Linked DNA regions of Mus musculus: region 1 is linked to region 2. A link is a loop called in an ENCODE intact Hi-C map of the cell type or tissue named here. Cell type or tissue: left cerebral cortex. All regions are shown on one strand.

Region 1 (8,000 bases), 1.0 Mb after region 2:
CATAAACCAGTTGATATGAAGCCCCCCAACACATATACAATAGAGAACTTCCAGGTCTGTGTTCATTCAGAGATGATGCACCTAACCCTCAAGAGACTGGAGGCTCCAGGGAGTTTAGAGGTCAGGTGGGGATGGGGACATCCTCGTGGAGAAGGGGTGGGATGGGGAGGAGGGGTGGGATGTGGAGCAGTCAGAGGGTGGATGCGGAAGTTCCGGGAATGGAATATGGAGTGTAAAAAATGAATTACAAATAAAATTAAATTTAAAAAAAAAAAGAAAAAAAAGTGGGGGAAAGTTTACTGTAGTGTTGAACTCAGTATAGAAGAAATGGATAGAAGAATGACTAATGTATCCACAGAATGCCTTAAACCATCCTCAGACAGATGGAATGAACAAAACCTCCAACACTTGGAACATTGCAAGAACAAAACAATTTGTAACAAAGTAAAGAGTAAACACAGGCACAAAGGGATCCAATTACTACAACCCTGTCTAAAATACCCATGGGCAAGTTAGTCTTGTTCAGTTTGTCCCCGTGCTAACAACTGGTTAATCAATTCCTTTGTCAAGTCGTATTTCTATCTACATGGGGAGAACTTATGTAATTTTTCCCCACCTGCATTTTTTTTTATTTTCTATATATTTTTCCCAACCCATTTGAGAACAATTAAAGCAAAGTCTCCTACCTAAATGAATCTGAAAATAACCAAACAAGAGAACTCTCCAAGTAAAGCTTAAAATGAACTAATGAAAAAAAAAAACCTTTATTCTTGTTGAAAGCCATGAAGCCACACTGTGTAATTCCTTGCAGAAATATTTAAGTAACATCATATTTTACAGTTTAAGAAAAACATAACCAATGATTGATACTTTATGTTAAATATTTCAAAAACAAATTATATGAATGCAATAATTTTCCTCCCTTCCTTGTTTCATTGTTCCTTCCTTCCTTCCTTCCTTCCTTCCTTCCTTCCTTCCTTCCTTCCTCTTCCTTCTTTTCTTTCCTTCTTTCTCTTTCTTTCTTTCTTTCTTTCTTTCTTTCTTTCTTTCTTTCTTTCTTTCTTTCTTTCTTTCTTTCTCTCTTTCTCTTTCTTTCTCTTTCTTTCCTTCTTTCTCCAGCCCTTTCTTTTTTCTTCTTCCCTTCCTTTCTCTTCCTTCTTTCCTTCCTTCCTTCCTTCCTTCCTTCCTTCCTTCCTTCCTTCCTTTCTTCCTTTCTTTTCTTAATGGGAAGGCAGGCTGGCCTTAAACTTCTGCCCCCATTTTCTCAGCACATGCCTACTGGCACGGGCCACCTTACCTAGCTAAATATATTAATTTTCTGATACTGCACAGGAATTTGACACATTTTAGCATCTTAACAGAGAACAAATTCCTTCTTACACTTACAGAACACCATTTCTGATATCTGTATCCTTTTGTAGGGATGCTAGATTATTTCTCAGTAATTGACATAAAAGTTTACTCACAATGGATGCACCTCTAAGCTCTCTTCTGTTGTGTGTTAAATTTGTATTCTTTCAGTTTGGGGATGTCAGTTCAGCTTCTTTCTGGCTGTCAGAATCTTTCTGTTCACACAGTTTACCCCTCGTTCCTGTTTGTAGGCTGCCTCCCTTCAACGTTTGCTTTTGCAAAGCCAGCAAAGAGATAACAAACAAGTGCTCAGTTTTATACAAGGCATGACAAAATACTGAATGAATTTTGCCTTTATTTTGCTTAAAAACAACCCAGGAATCCCTCTTATTCACCACAGGCAGGACTATGTAAGAATGTAAAATTACTGGAAGATAGGTCTCAGAGCATTTCCATTAGGGATTGGAGCCCGAGTCTGTTTCGCTCCTCACAATGTTTTTCTCATGGGACATTTTTGTTCTTTCAGAATTCCCATTGTCAACCCTAGTGACAAAAGTTCATTTAAATATATATTTATATGTTTTAATATACCAATTTCCTTGCGTTGTAGGCATTTTGAGGTAGATGTTCAATTTATGATTCCTTTTCATTTCTTCAGAAAGCATATATACAAGTAACATACAGACTGAGTAGGATAAAAATAAAATAAACATATGTCAGTAATGTCTAATATATTACACAAAGAGCATATACAGTGCTATTTGTTTCCCTGACTGTTAATTTAGAGAGCTGGGTATTGGTTCATTTGTGTATACACCACTTTGTTGTGCATTTGTTTCATTGTGCAAGTAAACCCGCAGGTTACATGTTGTTGTTACACACAGCTTGAAGTGTAGTGTGTGCCCTGAAAGGAAGGTATAGACATCCTCCTTTCAAAACAGGGCTGGGAGTAGAGAAATGAAGGAAAATGCGGCCTGGTAAATTTTGCAATCTAATCGTGAAAAAACCGGGAAGTCTTCAATTTGTTTTGAAGGTGTTGTCTTGTTTAGAAAAATTAAGTCTTGTGCAATCATTCTGTGAGGCTGCATTATGGACGAGGCAGAGGGCGCGCACTGGCACGGACTCTCACTAGAACCCGTTTTCTTGGTTCCTCCCACTTTTTTTTTTTTCATGAACACCATCACACATTCGCTCCTGAGTGAGTATATCAATCTGCTTCGTGCCACTAACTTGAGGGAATTGTCAGCCTCCTTTTCTTTAATATTCCCACTGCTTCTTTCAATACAAACAGGTAACAGTTCTAGTAATGTCCTTACAAGTTTGCCATTTGATATGAATAAGATGCGCTCCGTCAATACAATCTATACCAGCATCCCTTTTACCCATTGTTTTTGTTGGTCTGTACCCGATGCAGAGTTAGTGTTCCCAGAGCGTTTCCTTTTGATAAGACTCCAAGGTCGGTCAACGGTCTGCAGAATGTTCACTATAAAATCCTGGGAACTTTCTCCATGGTGAAGATGTTGTCATATGGACATGGTCTTGTACATAGCACTTAGCTCTGCTTAGGATATTTAGCAATTGGTCTCCTTGGTGACTGGCAGCATCCCTCCAGCTCTTCTGAGCTTTGCATGGCAGTTCTGGGAACTTAAGTCTGGGCTACCCTACTTCTCTCAACCTAAAAGCACTTGAAAGGTGCTTAGGTCAGAGATAACATTGATGGTGTCAGTCTAGTATCACAGATTTAAAATTGCATATTGGAAAAAAAATCTAACCCTCAGATTTTTAATTGGGATGGATAATAATTAGCAGAATATCGACATGATTTCAGAATCGGTGAATATTCTCAAACTTATCAGGTATTCAAAATGAATATGTCTCACTGTTCTCATCCACTCTAGGGGCAGACCCCTGCATTACCACACTCGCCACCAACAGGTCACAAAAGCCATCCTCGCAAATTTATTCTTTCTTACCTGAGAGAAATACGAACAAAACTCCATAGCATTTCTTAAAATCTGCAAATGGCTTTTGCTAGGGAGTAAATGTGTCTAAGAAAATCCCCACTTTATAGGTAGGTTAAAGAACAGGGCTTGTAAGGGATGTCAGAGTGAGGAGTCAGGAGGCCCCATTCCCCCCACCAATGAGATCAACTTTATCCAAGTGCTAACCAGAACAGGCCAGTCTTTCTGTCCCTCTGTCTTTCCCTGTGTGCTGATACAGGTTCCTCCCACCAATGAGATCAACTTTATCCAAGTGCTAACCAGAACAGGCCAGTCCTTCTGTCCCTCTGTCTTTCCCTGTGTGCTGATACAGGTTTCTTTTTGTCATTTGAAAGCAGAGACCAGGCCCTTAGACTCTGCCACTATAGGCACATTACAGTCAAAACCCCTAGCTTTCAAAACTGTTAGAAGTAAAACTCTATAAAGTATGCAGGGTATGAAATGTTTATACAGTAATGCCAAGAGACAAAGCCACCTTTCGTCATAGGCTATCTGTTTTTTTCATAATGCTATAACACTTTCCATATTAAACATGACAATAAATACAGCCGTTCACAATAGTGTCCCTAAAATAGTTTAATAAAGTGCTTGGTATTTGACATCAGAAATGCTAACGAAATATTGGTCATTAACACTATCTGGGCCACGCTGAAATTTTGGTTCTTATGTTTAATGCTTGGCTGGTCTCCTTGACACTCTTGTTAAAAGATGCACCAATCTAGAATAATGTGCTCTTCACTTGAGAGCGTGAGATACAGAAAACAATCATGGAGGACCCTCCCTAATCCTAAACACAGAAACGTAGGCTGATTACACTCAACAGACAATTGCAAGAGGTACAAAACACTTGTTCCCGGCTGTGCTTAGCAGCTGTTCAGGCTTAAGGATCTCGGCCACGATACTTATTTCTGGCCTTTCAGTTACGAGTCTGCTTAGTATTACTTAAAATGCTGGTTTTGGTATCAGAAAAATTAGAATGGAATGAACGTGGAAGCAAGCCCATAATTATCCAAACAAAACCATGATTTTTACAGAGCAATCCCTCCTGTTATTTCCACTCATTTCGAAGCAGTGTTTTAACAGAAGAGAAGGGCGCCCTCTAGTGTTCTAATGAAAGATGAGCAATTACATACGCAATTCACTTCTCAACTTGAACTTGTTTATCTTAGACTCTCAATGAAGGATGCATACGCGTCAACAACTTTCCCCATGTTAACACCGAATATTTCCTTCACAGAGTAAACTGCGAAAGAGTCAGAGGAATGAAAGAAGGTCTCCTTTTCCCACCCTCCTCAGCATCCGGGCAGCTTAAACGGCACCATGATGATGACGTTTCAGGTGACTTTAGCCTTACAGGATGCCTCGTTGTAAGTTAGATGTGTTTCTATTCCCTTCTCCCCACCTCCAACTGTATCGGTCACTCTGTTTCCAGGCTCCCTTCTGCAGCCTTTACCACCACGTTAACAGGCTGGTGTGCTGATCCCAGTACCTCAAGAGCGCGATTGTGCTGTGTTTGGAGATGATGGGTCTTTATAGTTAGATAAGAAGGGTGGGGAACCTGCCATTACTCCTGAGTCCTTATGAGGCGAGGATACAGAGAATCGTGTGTGACGTCACACCATTTGCCATTTACAAGCGAAGCAGAGGCATCTACGGAGAGAGGTCCGTTCCGCTGATACCTTGATCTTGCACTTCCAGTTTCCAGATCCACAAGGAAACATTTCTGCACTTTAAGGAATCTACATGTTTTAATTTGTTGTGATAGTCCTAGCAAGCTCACCTAGAGTTCTCTTCTTGTCCTCTGCGCAGAAAGCTGATATTCTTTTTTTTTCAAAGTATTACTTCTAATTTAGTTTTGAGAAATGAGAACGGAAGTTTAAATATTAAACGGTCAAAATAGAAAATGTGTTATTTTCAGTTTAAAAACTGAATGGTAGTAATAGAAAAAGCGTTATCTTAGCTGTGTGTCGTCCTTCTCTCTCCTGAGCCTTAACTACATCATCCTCTGCCTTCCTTTCTCTACTCCAGTCTCCTTGCACACTACCTCCTAAACGGACAAAACAGACAGATGACAGAAAATACCTCACCTCACACCACATGAATTCCCAACTCTGAAAATTACAGGGGTGTTGAAGTTATAGATATGAATCATTATGTAAAGAGAGCTAGTTGCAACTAAGCTGGACTACCTACGGAGTTCAATGTGCGCTGGACAGCATAGACCAACGCTGCAGCGTGGTTGATATACTCAGGGCCACTCCACTGAAGAACGCTGATTGTCCAGTTAGGACTGATCAGTTCTGAATAACTTACTGAGGAGGGGTGCAACCACACCATCTTTTTACCCCCATGGGTTTTGGGATCTGAGCTCAGGTTTTCATGCTAATGCCACAGTTACTGACTGAACCCTCAGTCTGATTATCATGACATTTTAATGTTCATTTATCACCATCATCACCAAGTGCTGTTTAGTCTCGATTTCCTCACTGGCTTTCTAGTCACTTAAAAGACACATCCATGGTATGTATATGACAGCACTCTCAGGGGGAACACTTGCTCTGAATGTGGACAGGGAAGTCTACATGGCTAGGGAATGGACTGGAACAAAAGGGGGCTGGGGAAGCAAGGTGAACAGAGTTCGGTGACTGCAGACGCTGAACAGCCACTGGGTGCTTCTGCTGCGACACCCTCTCTGGTTACTCACCATATCTTTATGCTGTGAGGTAGAGAAAACCTTATTTCCCTATGTCTTGGTCAGGCGTTTTGTCACAGTAGTAAGAAAAGTAGCCAATGCAGTAATCAAGAGAAAATCACATTATATACTGGACTTTGTAAAATCATTTAGTGGGATATGAATCTGTAGTCATTTACATATAGTTTTTATTTTATAGAAATGTCGTACCCTCCTCTAGATATACCTGATGAGCCAAGATCACTGATGCTCTATTTACACTAGCCAAGAAGTGAAAAGAGTGCAGGCATCTGCTAACAATGAATGAACAATGGAAGTATATGTTCACATAATGGATTGTTATTCAGCAGTCATTAAAAAGAAAATTATGAAGTTCGCAGGTAACTTGCTTGAAGCTGGAAACAAGAATTTTGAGTGAGATAACCTAGACACAGAGAGACAAAGGTTACTACATGTTTTCTCTTATCTGTGGATGCCAGTATTAAATCTACAGCTATGTGTGTTTCATTTAGAATAACCACAAAAGTCAGAGAATTACTAAAGGAAGTGGGGAGAGAGAGAGAAGAGAGGGGAGATAGAGTTTACTGGTTCAAAGGGTTAAAATGCAGAATGGAAGGTCTAAGCTGGGGTGGGAGGAAGGGGGTAGGGTAGATAAGAGAGTAGGCTTAACTCCAAAGAACTTTTGAAAAAGTCATGTGGAATTCTAGTACTACAGAAGGTCCACATATATTATACACATACACTAAAAGAGTTAAAATGATCTTACCACGTAATGGAAAAAAAATGCTCCTACTAGATAACAAAGGCTCATGAATAAAATGCCCTGTGCAAGCTATGAGTTACCTTTTTTTAGAGGTGGGCCAGTTAGGTTCCATAGGCCACCCCAGAACATTACAAACTACTGCCAATACTCTTGGTTACCCTCCAGAGTTTGATGGTAAGACCCAATTACTGAAAATAGCCCATGCTTGAGTCATCAAAATCAAGGTTGGCAAAATTACACTTGTTATGGACTTGGATATTTTGTCCCTATTGGCCTCTTTCCACAGTGCTGGAAAGTGCTATGTAAGCTACTGGAGAAGAACAAGAACCATCCATTATATCTGCTTCTTAACCCTCTGATGTACAGTAATGACTAGTCTGCAAAAACATGCCTCCTGGTGCAATAGTGGTGTGAGCACCACTGGAAAAATCATGTTATAACGTAGATTGTATGTAAGTTCCACTCTACAGGATGAAACACGTATTTAGCACCTTTACAAGGCTAAGAACTTATGGCTAGACAGACACTTGGTCCTAGGGAGAGCATGTTCCTATGATGCTGCTAACTGAAAGTACTATTAAACTGATTCCCAATGACATTATTATTGTTACAGCCATTGATCAATGCATCTCCTGTCCCTTATCGGAGAAGCTTCTAACTGCATTAGATTTTGATTAACTCACATTAGGCAGAGGTGCAAAAATTAAGACATTACAGGCTACTACTCCCTAATAGGAATGCAGGAATGCATGTTAACTGAAATGACTTCTTTCAAGTCTCAAGGATAACTGCAGAGAGGGAGCTGGGGGGAGTGTAAAAGGAGCCCGTGAATGAATACACAGAAATGACATCTTCCCGCCACAGCAGGGCAGTTGAACACGTAAGTTCACAGCAGTTGTATCAGCATATACACAACCTGGAAAACCCCAAGCCTGGCCATCTCCAAGCAGAGACCAAGCAGCTAGGCACACTCTCCCACACCAGGGCACGGAGTCATTGGCAATAACCAGAAGCTCCGAGAAAGGGAGAGAACGTTCTCAATGTGGAACTGCTGGTAAGCGAATCACCCTTCAGGAGAAGACCATACACATCAGAGAACACTTGAGTGGCACAGAGTTATTTTTAAAGAATAATTAAAAAAAATACTGTAACAATTTTGGGCAAGTAAGAAGGAAGTTGAACTGTGGAAGGATGG
Region 2 (8,000 bases):
TTGATTAGATCTATAATGGTAAGTCCAGAGAAAGTATCTAAAGAAGCCTTCTGGTTTCTCAGGGCTTACATGGGGCTCAGATGGGCTAAGTGCATGAGTACTTAGCTATTGGGATAAAGATTTTACCTACTAGAGCTGGGCTTGAAGCTAAGTTCACAAAAACAAAACAAAACAAAACAACAAAACAAACAAAAACAAGCAAACAAAAAACTGGCCGGGATCCTGGATCCTCAAGTCCTTGTCTGAAACTTGAGTCCAGAGAAGTTGGTCCAGAGTTGAGATCTACTGGGATGAACTTGGACTCTGGGTGAGCATAAAGCTTTGATCTGGCCTGGGTAGGCCTAGCATCTGTGCCCGCAAGAAACGGGAAGAAAGGAGAGAAGGAAAGAAAAACTAAAATGTTCTAGGTAGTTCTCCAAAACATCCGCCTTAGCCTCTGAGCAAGTGCTTGCCGACCTAGCTGCTTCCACTGCATGACCAGGTCCACTCCAGTCTCCTTGAGCTCCAGTTCCCTTGTCAGCATCAGACCAGCTTCATGGAAGACAGGTATCTTGATCTGGTTTGGAAATTGGCTTATGTATACCAAACTGGTTCTTAAACCTGAACAAACGTAGGGTTGGGGTCACTGGTAAAACACTGCCTTGTATGAGAGATTGGATTTGATATACAAACAAACAAACAAAATGTCTGGTGATGGCACTGTAACTTTCCTGTGCAGGGGCTGATCCAGAGGCTATGTGCAATGCCAGCTGCAGTACCATGGGGGCTAGTCTGATATTAGGCAAGCTTTGAAGCATTGGTCCATAAGCTGGTCTGGTTCATGCATCCGGGTCTAACTGATCATGGATGGCCTCAGTGAGATGATACATTTCTACTGTCTAGTTATTTTATCCTCCATTATACTCTCCTGGTTTTGTCTTCCTGGTGGAAGCAGTGTATGAGTGTGTGTGTGTGTGTGTGTGTGTGTGTGTGTGTGTGTGTGTATACCTATACTCATTAGCTATATCAACTGACACATCAAAGGAATTTATGGTCAGATTCAGCCCAAATCACCAAAGTTTCACCAAAAACAAAAAAACAAAAACAAAAACACAGACGTACCACTCAAATTGTGAATTGAAAAAGTCAATTGCCCAATATCACTGGGAATTTGTGGTTGCTGGGTGTGAAATTACTGTGGTATTAGTACACTGTGAGTAGCAGAATTAGGACTTGAACCTATATTCTATTTCTGGAATATGTGACCTTAGCAACTTCATGATCGCTCAACTCCCAGAGAACTTATGATCCTATAGAAATTACAAAAGAAAGCTAAGGAATAAATATGTTGTAACAAGTGAAATAGTGTAAGCATAATTTGGTATATGCAAAGAATGAAGCATTTGACTCTCCTTCTGAGAGTAAGTAGAGGGCAGTGTCATGGGGGGCCATCAACAGGACTGTGGCTGGGTGAACAGGGAAGAGAACACTTTCTGGGTAGTCTATGGAAAGACTCGTTATAGTCTTTTATGCTAAGGAATGTTGTGACAAGGCCTGTGTCTGTTAAGATTGGTCTGGCAGCATTGTGGTCAGAGACTTTGAAGGTGGGGTTTAGAGGGACTGGGTCTGTAGAGGCCATTGTAAAGCTCTGAAAGTACTGGATGATGACAACGACGATGATGATGATGACGATGATGATGATGAGGAGGAGGATGATGGTGGTGGTGATGATGATGATGGTAAAGATGGAGATGATGGAACAGAAATGCTTATTTGGGGAAAGGCCCTCTAAGGAAATGGTATTTGAGTAGGCAGTGAATGGATAGATTATAAAAGTAGAAATGGGGATGATGATATTCCAGGCTAAAGATATGGCACAGATGAGAAAAAAAAATAGTTCAAGTCATTCTCACAATATATTATGTCTTAGGGGTATTTATTTTTATTATTTTTTTAATAAAAGGAACAGAGTGTGTTGAATATAATATAGTAGAAAGAATGAGTATTCAGGATTAAGTGTTTCAGAAGTTGAAAAATTTCAAAACCCGAATTTTCCTCTCATTTTTAGCAGGTATACAAAGGAGTCCGCCACCAATGGTCAGATGATGGAGGAGAATCTCGCCGGCTACCCTTTGCTCGGTGGCTGCTACCTGCAGCTTCTTACTGGAAACCATTTCCTTCTTACTGGAAACCATCTCTCAAGAATAAAGGAAAAGGATTAGGATACTATTTTCTACTAGTATAGTCTCTCTTCTAGGTAGATGAGTACCTGTGAGGTCTAGAACTCGAAATTGTAAGTATAGACAAGAAAGGACCTATGGGATGTAGAAATAAATGTTAATTAATGACTTTTGTCAGTGTGGTTTGCTACCTACCCCAATGGTTTATATTCCCAAATGAAATTGAAGACTTTATATGTTAATATGGCTTAAACAGCACAATAGCTTGGCCACTGTCAACCCTCCTTGCAGTTAATTCAGAGTTATTACTAATTTTATGGTCTATCTTGCCTGCTCTGGACCCAGATGGTCATCCCTTTGGGCCAACCTTTCCGGGCTCCTTTACAGGGCAGCTCTGCCTCTCTGTCCTGCACTCTTCTCAGGCATGGCGTCTCTCCTCTCATCCACACTCTCCCAGCATGGCGGATCTCCCCCTTCTCTTCCTGCTCCTGGTCCCAAGCCCTACCTCTCTCTGTCTTCCCCAGCTATTGGCTGTTGGCATCTTTATTTACCAGTCAGAACCAACCAGGGGAAGGTTCCCAGAAACTAAGTGCCATCGCACTTGTGTAAACAGTTTTTGTTTTGGGGGGAATATATTAGCATTCATAACACAAGCAGTTATAATGGATAATGAAACAATGGACTATTATTTTTTAGAGCAGTAAGTTAATATGAAGCTATATTGTAAAAGCCCCCAAGAGCCAGTATAGGGAGTTTAAGTTAATTTAGTATTCCTTGGGAATCACTGCTAATTTCTGAGCAGCTATGGTGGTCTATTTCTGAGCAGCTATGGTGGTCTACGAGAGAAGACCAGGACTGAAGATGCTTCAGGTTGAGGAGAAAGCAGAATGGTAGGCTTAGGACATCCTGACCTAGCAGAATTTATGGGACATAATAGATAATTGGCAATACAACTTCAAGATCTCAAGCTTTATGGAATATCTTTAGTAAAAGTTATAATTCGGGAGCTGGAGATATGGCTTGGTAGTAGAGCACTTGCCTAGCATGCCTGAGATCTTAGTCTCAACTGCTTACACACACACACACACACACACACACACACACACACACACACACACACACACATTGCAATGCTGCTGTAAAAAGGGAAGGCAACTTGACAGATGCTTGGTTCTCACATCAAACAGACAAGGGAGCTGAGATGGTTAGCACTTAGTAGAAAGCGCATGGGTAGAGTAGGAATTTGGAAACATTCATGCTGGGAGGTTTTTGATTTAGTTTTGTTTGTTTTGAGATAGGGGTTTGTTATGGAGCTGAAGCTTGAATTCAGTCCCCCTGCTCCAGCCTCTGAGAGGAAGGTGTGCACGCTTAGCAATGTGATGTTTGGTTGATACAAAAATAGATATTATGGAAGAAGGAAGGGAGAATGGAGAATAGTAAGATCCAGAAAAGATAACCCTATAATTTATCCTCTAAAAATGGATCCGTTCTGAGAATGAAAGGGATTGATATTAAAACTATGTTGAGAACAATATGTTGCAGTAAGATTCTCCCCTGTCATCTGGGAGGAGCTGACATGACAGAGAGAAAAGGCACTCTGTGGGGGTCCTCTGGAGTTAGTGTGTGACAATGCAGGAAGTCTGGAAGGAGCAGGAGGAAAGATACTAAGATAGAGCTGCGGAGGCTACAGAACTCAGTGCAGTAACCTTGGTAACCACACGGGTTTACTGAACAAGCCAACCATGCTAGGTACAGAGATTCTACTGGCTTCGATGAAGGAAGAGCCCAGTAGAACTGTTCTACATTTTGTACCCAGAGAGTATCTGTTTTATGAGAAACTAACCTTGACTCTTGTTCCACACAGTGCCACATACTTTTTCTCACATCAGAAGTCCTTTCCCTGGAGCCCTCACTAGCTCTTTCAGGATGTCTGCAAGATCACAGACTGAACCCGGCCACCTCTGTCTCATGCTTGGGCTTTACAGGTGTCTATAGAGTGGATCCTCATCATTTCTACAACTGCAAAACATGGTTAAAGCTTCCAGCATGACGGGCTATGGGATTTGGGGATAGACTGGATTTTACAGTCGGTTGTATGCCTTTAATAATTCATGTGCTGAGAGAATGAGAAGAATAAAGCAAAACAAAACTCGCTGCGTGAAATATTTTTGGAGGTTTATTTGGTGCAGTTTGAATTGAGAAGGAAGGACTACATTCTTTGTTAAATTTAATTGGTTATGAAAATACTACTCCTTGCATTGTCATGCCCTGTCCCAAAACAAACAAACAAACAAACAACAGACTTAAGGATGTTACGGTACCCAGTGACTCAAGCAGTGGCAATTTTCTGTTGGGTGGTGGTTTTAAGTTAAACTGCTTCTCAGACCTCAGTTGTCTTGACGATAATACATCATATAATGGCTGAGATGTTGAGCCCCCTTGTCCCAAATGCTTCTGAAAATCTTCTGGATATTTTCTTCAAGAGCCCTGGGTAACTCTAGATCTTGCCACAAATCCTGACTGGGTAATGACTTCTGTTTACTTAGATAAAAGCTTCAATCAGACAAATAATAATTTCGTGTCATCTCTAGTGAGTCCTGCTGGCTGAGCTCTTCCTGCTATCTATTGTCTCTCTACTAGAGCTAATTTGTACCTCTGAACGTCAAACTGAATATGGCAATCAACAGAAGGCTTGTGTATATCAAAACATACATACACTTTTACAATATTTACAAGGCATCATTGATTTGGGGACAAGAATATGATCAATTTTCTAAGTAAAACATACAAAAAAATCATTTTCTTCAAAGAAATATTCTCCAAGGTATCTAATATCGAGTCAACTCCAAAGAAACCCTCAATAGTCATTGGAATCAGTTACTATCACCCTGCTTGGTTGAAGTCTCAGACTCAATGGTGTGCTGAAGTGGGACAGACACTAAAACACAGTGATCAGAGGCCCTCAGTTTTGCAGCCAGGAGCAGCCTTAAACAAGGGAACTACGTGGAGTCCAGTTCAGCTTTGGAACCTGGGCACTGACATCAACTCCATGCCCTGTCCTCAGGTGTTCAACTCATGTGACAGGTCCCTCTTGATGAGAAAACCAGAGCACTTCAGATACCAGTAGCCTGACATAAGGGCTGACATGTAAGCCAGCCTAATGACAAAGGTTTTGTGTTCCTTCTAGAAAATTCCAGACTGCTTGTGTCTATAGGACATACTGTTGCATGCATAGGTCATTCAGAAATGGCAAAGATGTTCCTAGGGTCACATGTCTGGCTCTAACACCTGCAATTTGTGTCGGTGATAGATGGGCTTTAGTGAAAGGTGGAGACATTTATGGAAAAAAGAGAAGGTAAATTGTTCACCATGCCAACATTGACCTGGATTTTCCTTCCTTAACAGGGGGATTATAGAAATAAGGACCAGCAGCCTCTGTTGTGTGAATTGCCTTGTAGACCTATCCAGTTTCCTTCAAGACACCAGGCAACAACAGAGACCAGCTTAGGTGTCACTTTTATGGTCTAGAGTTCAGTTTTCAAACCTTGAATCATGATTAGTCAGAGTGCGCTGATGCAGCCTATAGTAAAGGGGTATTGGAAACTGGACTGGGTAGAGAACTCTGCTATGATGACTGTATTGGGTGGTTAAAGGGAAGTTTATGGTGTCTGGGTAGAAGGAATTCTATAGAAAGACTCCAAGGTTCCATTGAGTTTTCATTCTCAAATAAAGATGGCACCTTAGGTGTCCAGAAGAGGCTGCTCCACGGGTCTTCAGTCTTCCTGTCGTTTACTTAGGTCATTGTGACATGGCCATGCAGAAACTCTTCAATGTACAGTGTGTGTCCATCTTAGGCATTTGATTGTAGGAACTATGGAGGACCAAGTTCCAGTTGATTAACAAACTATATTGAAATATTTGTACCTCCATTGGGTAACTAGCATTTAGCTCTAAAATGACATTTGGATAAATTCTCCCATTTTGGGTGCCACTGGATAGGACAAGTATATTGTCATAATACCCAAGAGAGAAATCTATCAAGCTTTTTTTTCCTCTAGATTTTATGGTCCTATAAGCTTCAGGAATGGAATCTTTGATGTATGAGCTCAAGCTTGACTGCGGTTTTCCATAGTGGACTTTTAAGACATTTAAATGCCCTCGTGTGCTCAGGCTCACACCACAGAGCAGGATCCCTAAGCGTTTCTTCCTACTGTCAGGGAGGACAATAGAGAGGCCACTACATTTGATTTTTAAAATATGTAAGCCGGGCATGGTGGCGCACGCCTTTAATCCCAGCACTTGGGAGGCAGAGGCAGGTGGATTTCTGAGTTTGAGGCCAGCCTGGTCTACAGAGTGAGTTCCAGGACAGCCAGGGCTACACAGAGAAACCCTGTCTCGAAAAACCAAACCAAACCAAACCAAACCAAACCAAACCAAACCAAACCAAACCAAACCAAACAACAACAAAAAAGTTTAAAAAAAAAAAGCTTAAAATCAAAGCTATAAAACTTGAATCCACTGGAAAGGATTTGATGATGACTCAATAAATTTGTTATTTGGGAGAAATAGTAATTTTTTTCTGAGACATTCCCAGGCACACCAAAATGGACAAAGACATCATAGAAATGCTTTCTGGCTCTTTCTCACTCTGTTCTTGGCTGTGGTGGTTTGCCACAATCAGATGTCTCTGCCCCTATCCCCTCTGTTTTATTATTTAGGAATATAGGGCTCTTACTATTTCACTATATCAACATAAAATGCTTGAAGTTACTTCCAGGAGAGGGATGAGGTAAAGGACAGAGGACTGAGTAAAGTCATACCAACTCAGGCACAAGGAGAGCTTGGATCTTGAAAGCACACTTTCTGAACTCAGCTGGAAGAGTCTGTTGGGTACCAGTGGTCTTTCCAATGTTGAATTAATACCACTTGCTCTGAAACACGCTATTTAGCATCTTCACACTGCAACTCCCAAATTTGAGATCTGGAGAATAGCAAGATCCTTCTCAGGGAGATTATCAAGATTAAACGAGACAGAGGACTTATTTGAAAACATATTTACATCATGGCCTGGAGTTGGCACAGATGAAGTAAACAGAAGCTGTATTACTGTTGTAACTACCACGATGAGATAGATTATTTATCTTCTGACACTTATGGAGATCATCCAAGGTCTTGATGACATTGTGTTGAGACAAAGGCAAAAGAAATAAGAACTGAAAGGTACACATATGAAATCATATGTGTGTAAAAACATGTATAACATATATAAAGATACCATATATGATATATAGCACATCTTTACAAGTAAAATATAACATATAAATACATGTAAATATTTAAATTTATGATGTCTAACATGCAACTTAAGGCATCACATATGTTTATAATATATAAAATAATTTATATCTTCATGATATATAACATGTATGTGTGCGTGTGCATATATTCATACATATATTAACTATGAATATATGATATATTAAATATAATTTATAAATGACTATCAACTATAGATTTCTTATGCATGGCTCAGAAGTACTGATATATCAGTCATGTCCTTTGTTTTTGGCACATGGCAAAATGAACTTTGAATGTAAAATTACTGACATGAAAATACTAATACGGGGACCAGCAATATGGTTCAGTGGATAAAGGTGCTTCCTGCCAAGCCTAGTGACCCGAGTTCAATCCCTGGACGGAAGCTGTGTGATAGAAAGAGAGGAGCAACTGCTGTAAGTGGTTCTCTGACTTTTGCATGTACACTGTGGCGTGTGTTACCTTCTTCCCCTACCCACAAGATAAATAAGCAAGTGAGGCAATAATAGACTCTGGCCAGGTGTT

Evidence for each region. A loop is a pair of places that touch in the nucleus more often than their neighbours do. Peaks named below come from ENCODE experiments on the same cell type or tissue, not always from the same donor. Only the 100,000 strongest peaks of a DNase experiment are listed, where the experiment ranks them.
Region 1: it touches region 2 in a loop (4-fold over the local background); 2 of 42 quality-filtered maps call a loop at or near these places.

The regions. Positions count from the first base shown.
Region 1 is chr14:106,496,346-106,504,345 of GRCm38, forward strand. It overlaps Gm29871 (a long non-coding RNA gene), which reads left to right. Exons shown (of 5, transcript XR_874942.1): 3 at 4,588-4,688. Among named protein-coding and RNA genes, the nearest start is that of Gm29871, 13 kb to the left of the region's middle. In left cerebral cortex, a CTCF peak has its summit at 4,446 (motif pointing left); DNase peaks (open chromatin) are centred at 4,431 and 4,891; H3K4me3 peaks cover 904 bases; H3K27ac peaks cover 596 bases.
Region 2 is chr14:105,486,506-105,494,505 of GRCm38, forward strand. No RefSeq gene overlaps it. Among named protein-coding and RNA genes, the nearest start is that of 4930449E01Rik, 8.3 kb to the right of the region's middle. In left cerebral cortex, a CTCF peak has its summit at 3,873; a DNase peak (open chromatin) is centred at 3,847; H3K27ac peaks cover 760 bases.